Linked DNA regions of Homo sapiens: region 1 is linked to region 2. Evidence: chromatin contacts called from ENCODE Hi-C or POLR2A ChIA-PET data. All regions are on one chromosome and are shown on one strand. Each heading gives the region's core, a stretch centred on a gene start or an enhancer-like site at or near the end of the contact. The rest is flanking DNA. Distances are from core to core; before and after follow the strand shown. Region 1 overlaps GALNT16 (polypeptide N-acetylgalactosaminyltransferase 16). Region 2 overlaps EXD2 (exonuclease 3'-5' domain containing 2).

Evidence for each region. Hi-C counts contacts between places; a loop is a spot of excess contacts on that map. ChIA-PET counts read pairs that join two places held with the same protein, here RNA polymerase II (POLR2A). Pooled maps may share reads with other maps.
Region 1: a loop to region 2 is called in a pooled map, with 2.2 times the contacts of the local background. The contact joins two enhancer-like sites. A Hi-C loop is called at or near these places in 1 of 168 maps with a recorded cell type or tissue (endothelial cell of hepatic sinusoid) and 1 of 50 pooled maps. POLR2A ChIA-PET finds 5 or more read pairs at or near these places in 4 of 52 experiments (GM12878, PC-9, WTC11 and 1 more).

The regions. Positions count from the first base shown.
Region 1 is chr14:69,315,080-69,320,185 of GRCh38, reverse strand. The region is part of intron 1 of GALNT16 (polypeptide N-acetylgalactosaminyltransferase 16); the gene reads right to left. Among named protein-coding and RNA genes, the nearest start is that of GALNT16-AS1, 57 kb to the right of the region's middle. Within about 2 kb of position 2,270, at least 13 of the 41 ENCODE cell types and tissues checked have a DNase peak (open chromatin) inside an H3K27ac peak, as active enhancers do.
Region 2 is chr14:69,241,204-69,246,884 of GRCh38, reverse strand. EXD2 (exonuclease 3'-5' domain containing 2) reads right to left here. Exons shown (of 10, transcript NM_001193360.2): 10 at 2,867-5,681. The region is part of intron 2 of GALNT16-AS1 (GALNT16 and EXD2 antisense RNA 1); the gene reads left to right. Among named protein-coding and RNA genes, the nearest start is that of GALNT16, 16 kb to the left of the region's middle. Within about 2 kb of position 4,129, at least 4 of the 41 ENCODE cell types and tissues checked have a DNase peak (open chromatin) inside an H3K27ac peak, as active enhancers do.

The DNA of each region.
Region 1 (5,106 bases), core at 1,021-3,520, 75 kb before region 2:
GGGTCAGAGCTATTAAGTCACAAGGTCTGGATTTAAACTGGTCATTCCGACTCCAAAGCCCATGCTCTTAACCAATGTTCTTTGCGGGATATTGGGGGGGTGAGTCCTGGAGTGCACCAGACCTCTAAGGCAAGGTGTCCTGAGGGGACTACAAACCAGAATGGATGCTGCCAAGCGCCTGCAGATTGACAGTCTCCTAGGCAGAAACTTGGGCCTAGCCCTGGCCTAGGCATTATATGAGGCACCCGATCAGTAAAACACCAGGGCTTGGACAATCTGCTGCATAAAGAACTACCTGTAAGGACAGCAAACCCCTGCAGGCTGATGCCAGAGCTACCAGAACTCAAGTGCTCAGACAGTGATGCATCTTCTCTGGGACTTTTGCTTGCTCCTGAAATGGCCCCTGTAAGATCCACTGGTCCCCAGGCACTAAGTGCTGGGCAGTGATGGATGGCAGATGCCATTGCCCATCCCGTTCCTTCATGGCCACACCCTACCCTGTGCTCCCAGAGTCTCCAGCAACAGACACTGGGGAAGGACACATCTGAAATTAACAGATGGATGCAAGCACCCTGACATCTCATTACTTGAACCAAACTGCTGGCTGGATGTTCTCCAGAGTGCCATGAAATATCATCAACTGTGGGTACATCCCAACTCCAACTTTCCGCCCAACCATCAGCCCTGGGCTGAAGCTGGGGCCCCAGAGGAAGCAGAAAGGAGGGTGAGAATTGCCCACTCACAAAACTCTTGCATGAGGATGCTATCACAGGCCTAGTCCTAGAGGGATGGTCCCAGCAAGGCAGCTAGACCTGTGGGGAGTGGATCGCTGTGTGGAATGACACTGGGACTGTCACCAGCAGCTCAGGGCCTCTATGTTCCCCTGAGAGCCTAGCCCCCGACCTCACTGGACAGGCATGCCCAGGGTCCGGGGAGCTCTGATCTCCTGAACTGCTGCCACTCTGTAGCGATACTACCTTCTAGGGTTGCCTCCTGTCCTAGGAGCCAGTTGGAGGTTCCCTGAGGGCAGAACAGTGAGGGAGATGTCCTCGTGTCCACTGGGCCCACCCCATGCTAGACACAGATGCTCATGATGGTAACACTGCTGTGGCTGCTGTGTGGAACACTGAGGTGGTGCCATGCCAGAGACTGAACAGATGTGGCGGAGCCCCCAGTGAACTCAAAATCCATTTCAGGAAAGACGGAAGATGGAAGGAAGGAAGGAGGGAGAGAGGGACAAAAGGAATGTTCTGGCTTGGGCCCTGGATCGCCAGAAGGATCCAAGCCATCCAACTCTGAAAGGGAGAGTGATTCTTTTTGTCCTTCCCACCTGGGAGAGCGATGGATGCCCTCTTAGCTCTAGGTCAGGGAAATGGAACGGAGCCTCCAGTTGATGGCAAAGGAGCTAAAATTAAAGAAAAACTGCAGAGGGATGATTTGCTGAAGCTCCCAAAGGGAGAGTATGCACTTCGTTATCCTCCAGGTCAGCTGTGGGAAATAGCCATGTTTGTTTATTTAGGACTTACGGCCACTCTGTGGGCTCAGGAAACCTCTGAGTCCTCATCCCACACTCATTCATTGCCCAGTGAACATTGACTGACAGTCACCCATCTACCAGGCACTGGGGCACCCTTCTGAATCACCTAAACATGCATTCATTTGTTTATGAATGCTTGCATTCACTCATCCATTCATGCATGCATTCATTCAACAAAGCTCCACCAAGCGCCTCCTATGTGCCAGGAAGCAGAAGTAAGGTTTCTGAGATAGTTCCCCCTGCCCCAGCCTGCTGCCTTCCCCACTTCATTCAAGGCTTCCTCAGGGCCATGGAGACTGTTGGGGAAGAATGTCTGCTCAGGCCCAGGCTCTCTAGAGAGGTTCCTCCCAAGGCCTCGAAATTGAGTTACACATCCTCAAAGATGCTATTGGGAAAAGTAAAGTCTGCTGTTCCCTTCCACAAGCCATACTCTCTGGGTGGTCCAACCCCGCTCCAGGTGGTATCAGGGTTTGGGGTTTGACTCTTCACCTGTGAGACAGGTGTCATGGAAACAACAGGCCCAGAGGCCTTAGCTCTCCTTTCAGGATGACCCTGCTGTTCCTTGGGGTTGGAGCTGAAATGTCAGTTGGCCCTGAGCCAGTGAAGTGAAGGGGATCCTGAGGAAGGGTAGGTTGTGGCTCCTGGCCACAATTCCATGACCTCTGAAGGGCTTTCACTTCCTCTCTCCTCAGCTCTCTCTGGCCTCGCCCCGGTCACCACCCAGAGCCGTTCTACTTCCGATATGTAACCCCAGTTCCCATGCCCAGATCATAATCATTTCCTTCCAGCTCTTGAACTCCTCCTTTTGCCTTTAGCCCCATTCTTTGATCTTGAGACTTCAGGTCTTTGAATGTCCCACGGGTGCCCCTAACTTGGCATCTCAAAACAAATTCCCCACTTATCCCAAAGCTGCTGCTTCTCCTGCATTCCCTGTTGCCGAGATGAGCAGTTCCACCCAAGTCATGAATTCACAAAATCGTCTTTGATGCCCTCCCATGCTCCATAGCCTGATTCAATGTCTGCCCTGTGTATTCATAGGCAGTGTACTTAACAACACTGGTATTAACTCAGCAAATACTGAGTGAAAACCTACTATGTACATACACTGGGTAAGAGGCTGGGAATGTGGAAATAAACAAAAGGCAACATAACCCCTAGAACAGGAATCCAAGCATCTGGTCCCTTTCATGCCCCATCCCATGCCAGGCTTGGCCATGGAGGATCAGAAAGAAGAAACCGCCAACCCCAAGCTCAGAGCGGAGCTGGAGAACTGACCACAGAACCTCACCCCACCCTGACTCCCACTGGAGCAGGAGTCTGCAGATGTCGTGTGACCAGTGGATGCTGTTTCCCTCCTCCCCTCTTCTAAAGGGGAACTGTGCTGCTGCTAGCCTGCATTCCATCCATGTTGCTCACTAAGTGTATTGGCGAGGGAGTAAATGCATCATTTGGCACTTGGCTGCAGGACCATGAGGAGCTATATCTGGACCAGCTCAAGAGACTGGAGATCCTGGGCTTGGAGCCACTAGATGGGACTAGCTTGGCTGCCCTCTCTGGAGGGGGTAGTGAAAGTATTTTGGGTTGTTGGTGGAATTCTTATGTCAAGCAGGGGCACATGTCACATGACACTGACATTTGTGCTTTACTTCTCTTTCTTTTCCACTAGATGGTGAGCTCTTCCTCATGGGGCTCCCTGCACCTGGCACACAGTAGGTACTCAACAGGTGGTTGCTGAATCAAGGAATAGATAAGTAAATGAATGAATACCTAAATATTGTCCCTGCTCTCAAAGGACCTATAATCAAATGGAGAGAAAACAGCAAACAAATGGGACCCTGTGATACATCACGTGACCTTCAGTGCCCCCCCCCCTCACAGACTACAAGCCCCCAAGCTCACAATGGCCTGAGGCGCTCTCTGGGCAGGTGTCACCTTGCTGAACTTGCTTCCACTGCTGCCCCTTACTTGCTCTGCTCCAGCCACACTCTCTTTCTGTGGAAGGCTCCTCTGTGTAGGGCCTGCAGGGCCCTGCTCAAACCTCCTGCAGGACGCTGCTCAAACCTCACCTCCTCTGTGAGCCTTCCCCAACCACCACATGTAACTCTGTGACCCCAACCCGACCCTCTCATTCCCTGCCCTCCTGCAGTGTTTTGCTTCTCCTAAGGCACTCATTGCAATCTCACAGTCTATATGTGCTTTACTTATTTATTTTAGGGTTTTGGCTACCTCTCCCCACAAGATTATAAGCTTCACTAGGGCAGGGGTTTTCTGTTTTGTCTCATGCTGAATCCCAAAGCCCAGAGAAAAACCTTGGTGATTGTAGGCACTCAAAAACAATAGCTACTGAATACATGTGTAATCTCAAGCCTCTCCTTCCTCCTTTCCCCACCATCCCTGCACCCTTGGCCAAATACAATACTTGAGACTGAGGTGGACCAAGCCGGCGTATGGTAGTTTGCCTGTCTTGGAGATCTTCTTCCCCACTCATAGGCTTCTGGCAGGACTGTCATTCACTGTCCCCTGTCCCACCAACACCCCAAGCACCACCACAAGGGTGAGCACAAGACCCTGGCTAGGCCAATCTCATTACTGCACCTCTAGACACAGTGATTGGTTCAGGAATGGTCATTTGATTTGATCTGGGCCAATCAGAATCTTCCCTGAGACTTTTCTATACAATGAACTTTTTTTTTTGCCAGCACTGCCAAGCGTGCAAAATGAGAATCTTCTTGTCCATCACATGGAGAAACCTTGTCTGAAAAATGAACCAAGAAGAAACAATCAGAACCAAGAGATGTAAAGTATCTATCTACCTACCTACCTACATATTTTTTTTTTTAAAAACTGATTTGAGTTGGGTGTTCTTCTCTAGTGACCAAAAGTTCAGAGATATCAGTCCTGCAGTTCTTCCAATAAATAGAAAATCATTCTCCACAAGTAAAAAACAAAGTCAAACCCAAAACCCAACAAGTGAGTCACTGACAACAATGACAGTCACTGGTGTCAACACTCCATTCCAAAATATCAGGCCCGTCTTTGGCATTTGGCCAGTGGCTTAAGTCTAGAGTTGGGTGGGGCATTCCCAGCCTTCCCCAGCAGGCAGGGCGGTGTTCAGGCTTTGAGACTGGGGGTTCCATCTGGACCATGGCTCCAGAAGCCCTGGTGTTGCCATGGTGAGGAAGGAAGGTTGGGGAGATGGTGAGTGACAGGCTGACGAGCCTCCCACATCCTTCCAGCCTCCTGCTGAGAGTTCTTGGCTGATGTTTAGACAGTTGCCTCCCTCCCCAGTCTTTGTACTTTTAGGGAGTGCCAAATCCAGCACTTCCGTGTCCAATAGGTCAATCACATCTGAAATGGTTTAAGTTGAAATAATGACTTTTTTCTATAAAATGGGAAGAATTACTGTCTCACCTTGGACAGCTTTATTTTCAGTCTATCATTTCGATTAGACCTTGAAACTTCCCTAACTTGCTTCAGTTTTTTTTTCCAGCTAGATTTGCTTATTGCTTCCTGCTAAATTTAGGAAACAAACAGCAAAGAAGAAGGTTTAAAATAAGAAAGGAAAATAT
Region 2 (5,681 bases), core at 2,880-5,379:
ATATATAAAATCTTAATTTCTTTATCCTTAAAATGAGAAACAGTCTTTCCCCACTCAATATCCTCCCATCTACAACACCTGGCACACTTGCCTCATTTCCCTTTTACACTTATCTCCTATTAAATCCTAGAGCACTGGCAATGTGGTTAAACATACAGATTTCCCTTCTCTCTTTCTGATTATTCAGTGGACTGGGCGATAGGGAAATGTGAGCTCCCCACACACAGACATCTCTGGTGAGACAGGTATTCTGACACCAGATGGAGAGAGCAGGCTTCTCCCTAGTCAATGAGGCCATGGTGTGGCATCCTGCTTCCCTCATTACCCTTCTTTCCATGCAGTCTCCATTCCCAGCGCTGGGGGTGGGACGAGAGTGTGCAACAAAGCAGAAAGTACACAGTACTCAAGGGAAAGGGCCACATAAGGAAACAGTGGGGTGGATTACAGAATGCTACAGCTAGGAGGGCCCTTACAGCACATCTAATTCAAACCTCTATAGATACAGAAAGGAGCCCAGAAAAGTGATCTGTCCAAAGGCACACAGCTGGTGGCTGGAACCAGAACCTCAGTCACCAGCACACTTTTTTTTGATCCTCCAATACATGACAGAACTAGGTATAGGAAAGAGCAAAATTTAAAGTTCAGTTCATGAACAAGCCCCCAGCCTACCCCATCCCCACTAAACAAACATACCTCCTTTAAAATTATCCATGTTTCAGTCTCATTCCTTTTCAGCCCCCTGTAGCTGACTAAGCTCAAAATTCTGTTTCTTACCCAGGACTTAATAGATACCCTGGTGGCCTGAGTGGCCAGAATCTCAACTCCGCCCTGGCGTGCTGCAGCCTGAGAAGGGAGATCTTTAGGAAGCAGAAGTAGGGGCCGGGTGCGATGGCTCACGCCTGTAATCCCAGCACTTTGGGAGGCTGAGGCGGGCGGATCACCTAAGGTCAGGAGTTCGAGACCAGCCTGACCAACATGGTGAAACCACGTCTCTACTAAAAATACAAGAATTAGCCAGGTGCGGTGGTGCACGCCTGTAACCCCAGCTACTTGGGAGGCTGAAGCAGGAGACTCGCTTAAATCCAGGAGGCAGAGTTTGCAGGGAGCCAAGATTGCATCACTGCACTCCAGCCTGGATGACATGAGCAAAACTCTGTCTCAAAAAAAAAAAAAAAACAAAAAAAAAAGCAGCAGCAGCAGAAGCAGATTCTAAGTAGCCATTTCAACTCAGGAATTTTCTGAACCCAAACATCATGCTTATAATAATGCTGCCTGTAAACTCGGCAGCTTTTGAAGCTTATGCTGGGAGAAAGGCAACAGGCTACCCATCCAGCAAGAGAGAAAAATTCAAGAATAACAAATAGCAAAAAGCAAATGCTTTGAGTTCAGTCTGGAGGGTATGACATTATCTCCATTCAGTCACAACACAAAATGACCTTTGAGGCAGCCTGCACCACATCAGAAGGGGGTACAACCCAGGATGCATGAACTAGGTCCTTTGACAACTCTGTTCCTCTGCAAAGGCAGTTCTTGATTATCTCTCAAATGATTAACCATTTGGTCCAGTTACCCAGTTTCTAGGGGCCTTCAACCAGAGTTGGCCACAGATAAAGCTGGTTAAAAAAAAAATGGTCTAATGTACTTCCCACCTTTCTAAATAACATGCTAGCATTTAAGCAAGGCCTTGCTTCCTCAAGCAAAGGGAGTGACTAATACGTCTCCTAGCAGGCTGGTGGAATCGGTACTTTTGAACACATGGGCTGTGTGGCTGCACGTCATCCCTACTCCATTGCCTGATGCAAAACTACTCCAGGACTGGGACAGGCAGAAGGTGCTGGGCTCTTGCACAAGGGGTATCTTGGTGAATGCCTGAAAATTATACCTGAATTCCAAAACAAAAGTATTTGGGGGACTGAGCACAGTGGCTCATACCTGTAATCCCAGTACTTTGGGAGCTAAGGTGAGAGGACGGCTTGAGGCCAGGAGTTTGAGACCAGCTTGTGCAACAAAGCATGACTCTATCTCTACAAAAAAATTAAAAAATTAGCCAGGCATGGTGCCACAAGGCTGTAGTCCCAGCTACTTGGGAAGCTGAGATGGGAGGATTGCCTGAGCCCTGGAGGTTGAAGCAGCAGTGAGCCATGACTGCACCACTGCACTCCAGTCTGGAGTGAGACCATGTCAAAAAAAAAAAAAAAAAAAAAGTACTGGGGAGATTATGTATTATTTTTATGTTATTCATATCAATCAACAGTTAATCAAAACAAGAATCATTCTTATACCCTCTTTTAGTTTATCTCTTCCAACAGAAACTGATTCTCAGTGTATCCCTAAGGGGATTAGGTACTCTCAAAAAATAACCATCTTATAATAGGAAACATAAAAGACCAGAAAGAAAGATCCATTTAAAATACATAATAATTAGTAAACTAGCAAACTGAGAAAATATCTCCTTTAAAAGAAAAAATGATACTTCTTATAAGGCTGAGACATAAGGAAGGGGAAAAAAAGGAAGAAAGGATAAATAAATGAATGAAAAATTGAGAGGCAGGGTAAACTAAGAACTTAACTTACAGTCAAATGTTAGGGCCCCAAACTAATAGGCGAATAGGAAGGTGAACAAAACCTCTTTCTGCCTGCTGGATTCTTAAGAGTCTAAAATGCATGATTAAAATGGCTTTATTTCAACAGAACACATTTTGTCATCTGATCTCTATCCGTGACATGGATAAGAATAAGTAACTTATGGCTGTGCTCTTAAGCGTAAGCCGTAACAAATCCCTGAATATTGTGCCTCATTCACTTTGGGATGGCAAATCACTAATTGTTTGTGTAGCAGGGAAAAAACATCTGCCTACAGCCTATATTTTAAAATTTAAAATTTTATTTTTTTACCTTTTTTTTACATTTTTATTTTAAAATAAACAGTGTTTCCAAAAAACATTGACTACAAGGGGGAAATGAGGCAATAAGGTTGGAAGAAGGGAAGGACTCAAGAAGAAATGCTGAACCTGCAAACACAATGATCAGGGAGCATGCAGAGAGGCCCTTGCTGTGACACTGTCCTCTCACTGCTACTCCTATGAAGCCCAGTGACTATGCTGGGACACTGGAGCTAAAGGGTCAAAGAGAAGCATTTCATTCCTAAAAGGTGATGTCAATTTGTACTTAGCCCCAGCAATGTGAATCCCCCTCTTCACAGTCCAATTCTAAGATTCCATTCTTAAGAAATTACCAAAGATAGAGCCAAAGAGATATATACAAGAAACTTTATCACATCATCATTGATAATAAAAGTATCTGAAACAACCAAAATTTTCAACAGTGTGGGGATGGATAAGGTAGAACCACTAGAAATCTATTTTCAAAGATTTAAAAACATAGGAAGTTACTCGTGATACCATGTTAATCAGTGAGAGGGTAAAGTTAGGATACCAACCTGTATCTATGTATGACCTTCAATTTTGTGTAAATATACACCTTATATGCACTTTTTAATACTGAAAGGAAATTCATAAACATATCAGCAAAGTTTAGCTCTGTTTTAGATGGAGAGAAGATGGCTAATTTTTATTCTTTGTTTAGATTCTTCTGTAATGAGCATTGTTACTTTTATATCAGAAAAATAGACATTTGCCATAAAATAAGTCTACCCTCAAATCTCTGATTTAAGACGACAATTGTCAGTCTTAGGAAAAGCCTGCTAAAGTTCAAAGCAGACTCAAAGAAAAAAGATTCAAATCTACACAGTGACTCTCTCCTGAAAAGGATGAGAAATCTTGTGTGACGCAGTCTGGCTTTTTCCTCTACTTTGCTGCTGGCTCTATTTTACTGCGCCTCACAGAAAGCTCCATGGGAAAACCCTTTCCCTAGCACCTTAAATGACCTTAAGTGTTTCTCACCTCTTGGCATGAGGATTAGAAGGAAAGAAAATGAAACAGCCCTACTCCCTTGTTTCAAAGGAAAAATTTTTCTTGCAAAGCTATCAAAATGACTTAAAATCAGCTATGCAAAATTTGAAACATAAGTCATGAGTTACGTTCAGTAACCAGTTGCTTTTTTCTCAAGAATGAATATAAAAACAAATCTATGAGTGCCCTCTTGTGGCAAGCCTGACTATTACCACAACCCAAGTACCAGCCTCTCCCTGTCTATTTCCACGGCTCTCCTCCACTCCTGGGCTCCGCATAACACAGCCAGGAGGCAGAGACCCCATAATAACCCACTACAGTGAATGCACATTCCTCAAAGTGGCTGGTACTATTTGTTTTCAAGGATTTCTAGTTTAGATCCCAGAAATGCCTGCCTGAAGACAAGTGGGAATGAAGGGTCAGAAGAGCAAGATGCAGGATGTGCACGTGGGTTCATGGGCTGCTACTGATGGCCGATGGTGACTGTGTCTGGTATATCCATGCACACATACCATGGCACTGCCAGGAGGCAGGGACCTGTAGGATAAATAGCCCCTCCCCTAGGAATGCCAGTTTTATAAAGTCGCGAAGTTTTACATTTACATCCAGTGAGCCTTGTGCTTACAAGTAGTTTTATTATTAATTTTAGAGTAAACATCACCAACTTGGGCACAATTCCAAAATAGAGCTCTTGTTGGATTCTGGTCATAAAATTCTTTTTTAAGCTTGTTAAGATCTTATAAAATAAGAAAGTTTTCCCAATACTTTAGAAAAATTACTAATCATTAATAAGTCGATTTTATACTCAAAGTAATGGCCTAACATTTTGAAAGATGAAACAACGCTCCTCTTTTGAACATCTAATGTATTAAGTAAGCTCAGTGTCCCAGGCTTCAGAGGAGACAGAGAAGTCCTCATATTGCAACCTGACCAGATGACTCTGGGAGTGAATTAAATGCTTAAAAGAGGTCAGTCTTGCAAATTCGATGAAGCACAGAATACAGGGGAACTGATACTGATTCTGATAAAAGATAACATTACTCTCAGAAAGGGGTGAAGCTAAAAATCTTGCAGTTCTGGGGCAGGAGGAGTGCAACAAGCAGGCAACAAACAGCATGAAAGGAAAAGCTGAGTGAATTTCAAAGTTCTATTGGGAGATGGAGTTTGTGGTTCTTTCTGCCCCACCCAGGTCAAAGGCTCATGTCCAGAAAAGGATTTCTCCCAGTGATAGGGTGGAAGTGTGTGGCAGGAAGTTGCTGTTTGGTCCTGGAAGTGTAAAGGAAAGCCTTTTCAAGTACGTGAAGTAGACTGAAGTGACCCAGATGGGATGGATCCCAACCACATGAGTTACGGGAGAGCATGAAGCCAAAGAAATGATAATTATGAAGTTGAATTGGGAAAATAAATTTGACTCCTTGTTCACTTCTCCAGCCTTTGGAAGAACTTTTTCTCCCCTCCTAACAGGACCGATATACTGGACAGCCCCTGTTAGAGATAAACCGAGGCACTAGACAAGGAAGAAATGCATTAAAAACATTTTTTTTAAGTCTTGACAAGTCACTTCTGGGAGAATTCTTCATTTTTCCTCTGCACAGGGACAGCAGAAGAGGGAGAGTAAAAATAAAGGCGAAGGCCTCTCTTGTCCACAAAAATGAGAGGAAAAAAGACCCTGCCCGTTTAAAATCCAAAACCATAAACTCTCCTTCAAACAATATCTTTGCTCCAGCAGAAGCATCCTGGGATTAGTCTAGGTTAGTATTCTGAGTTGTG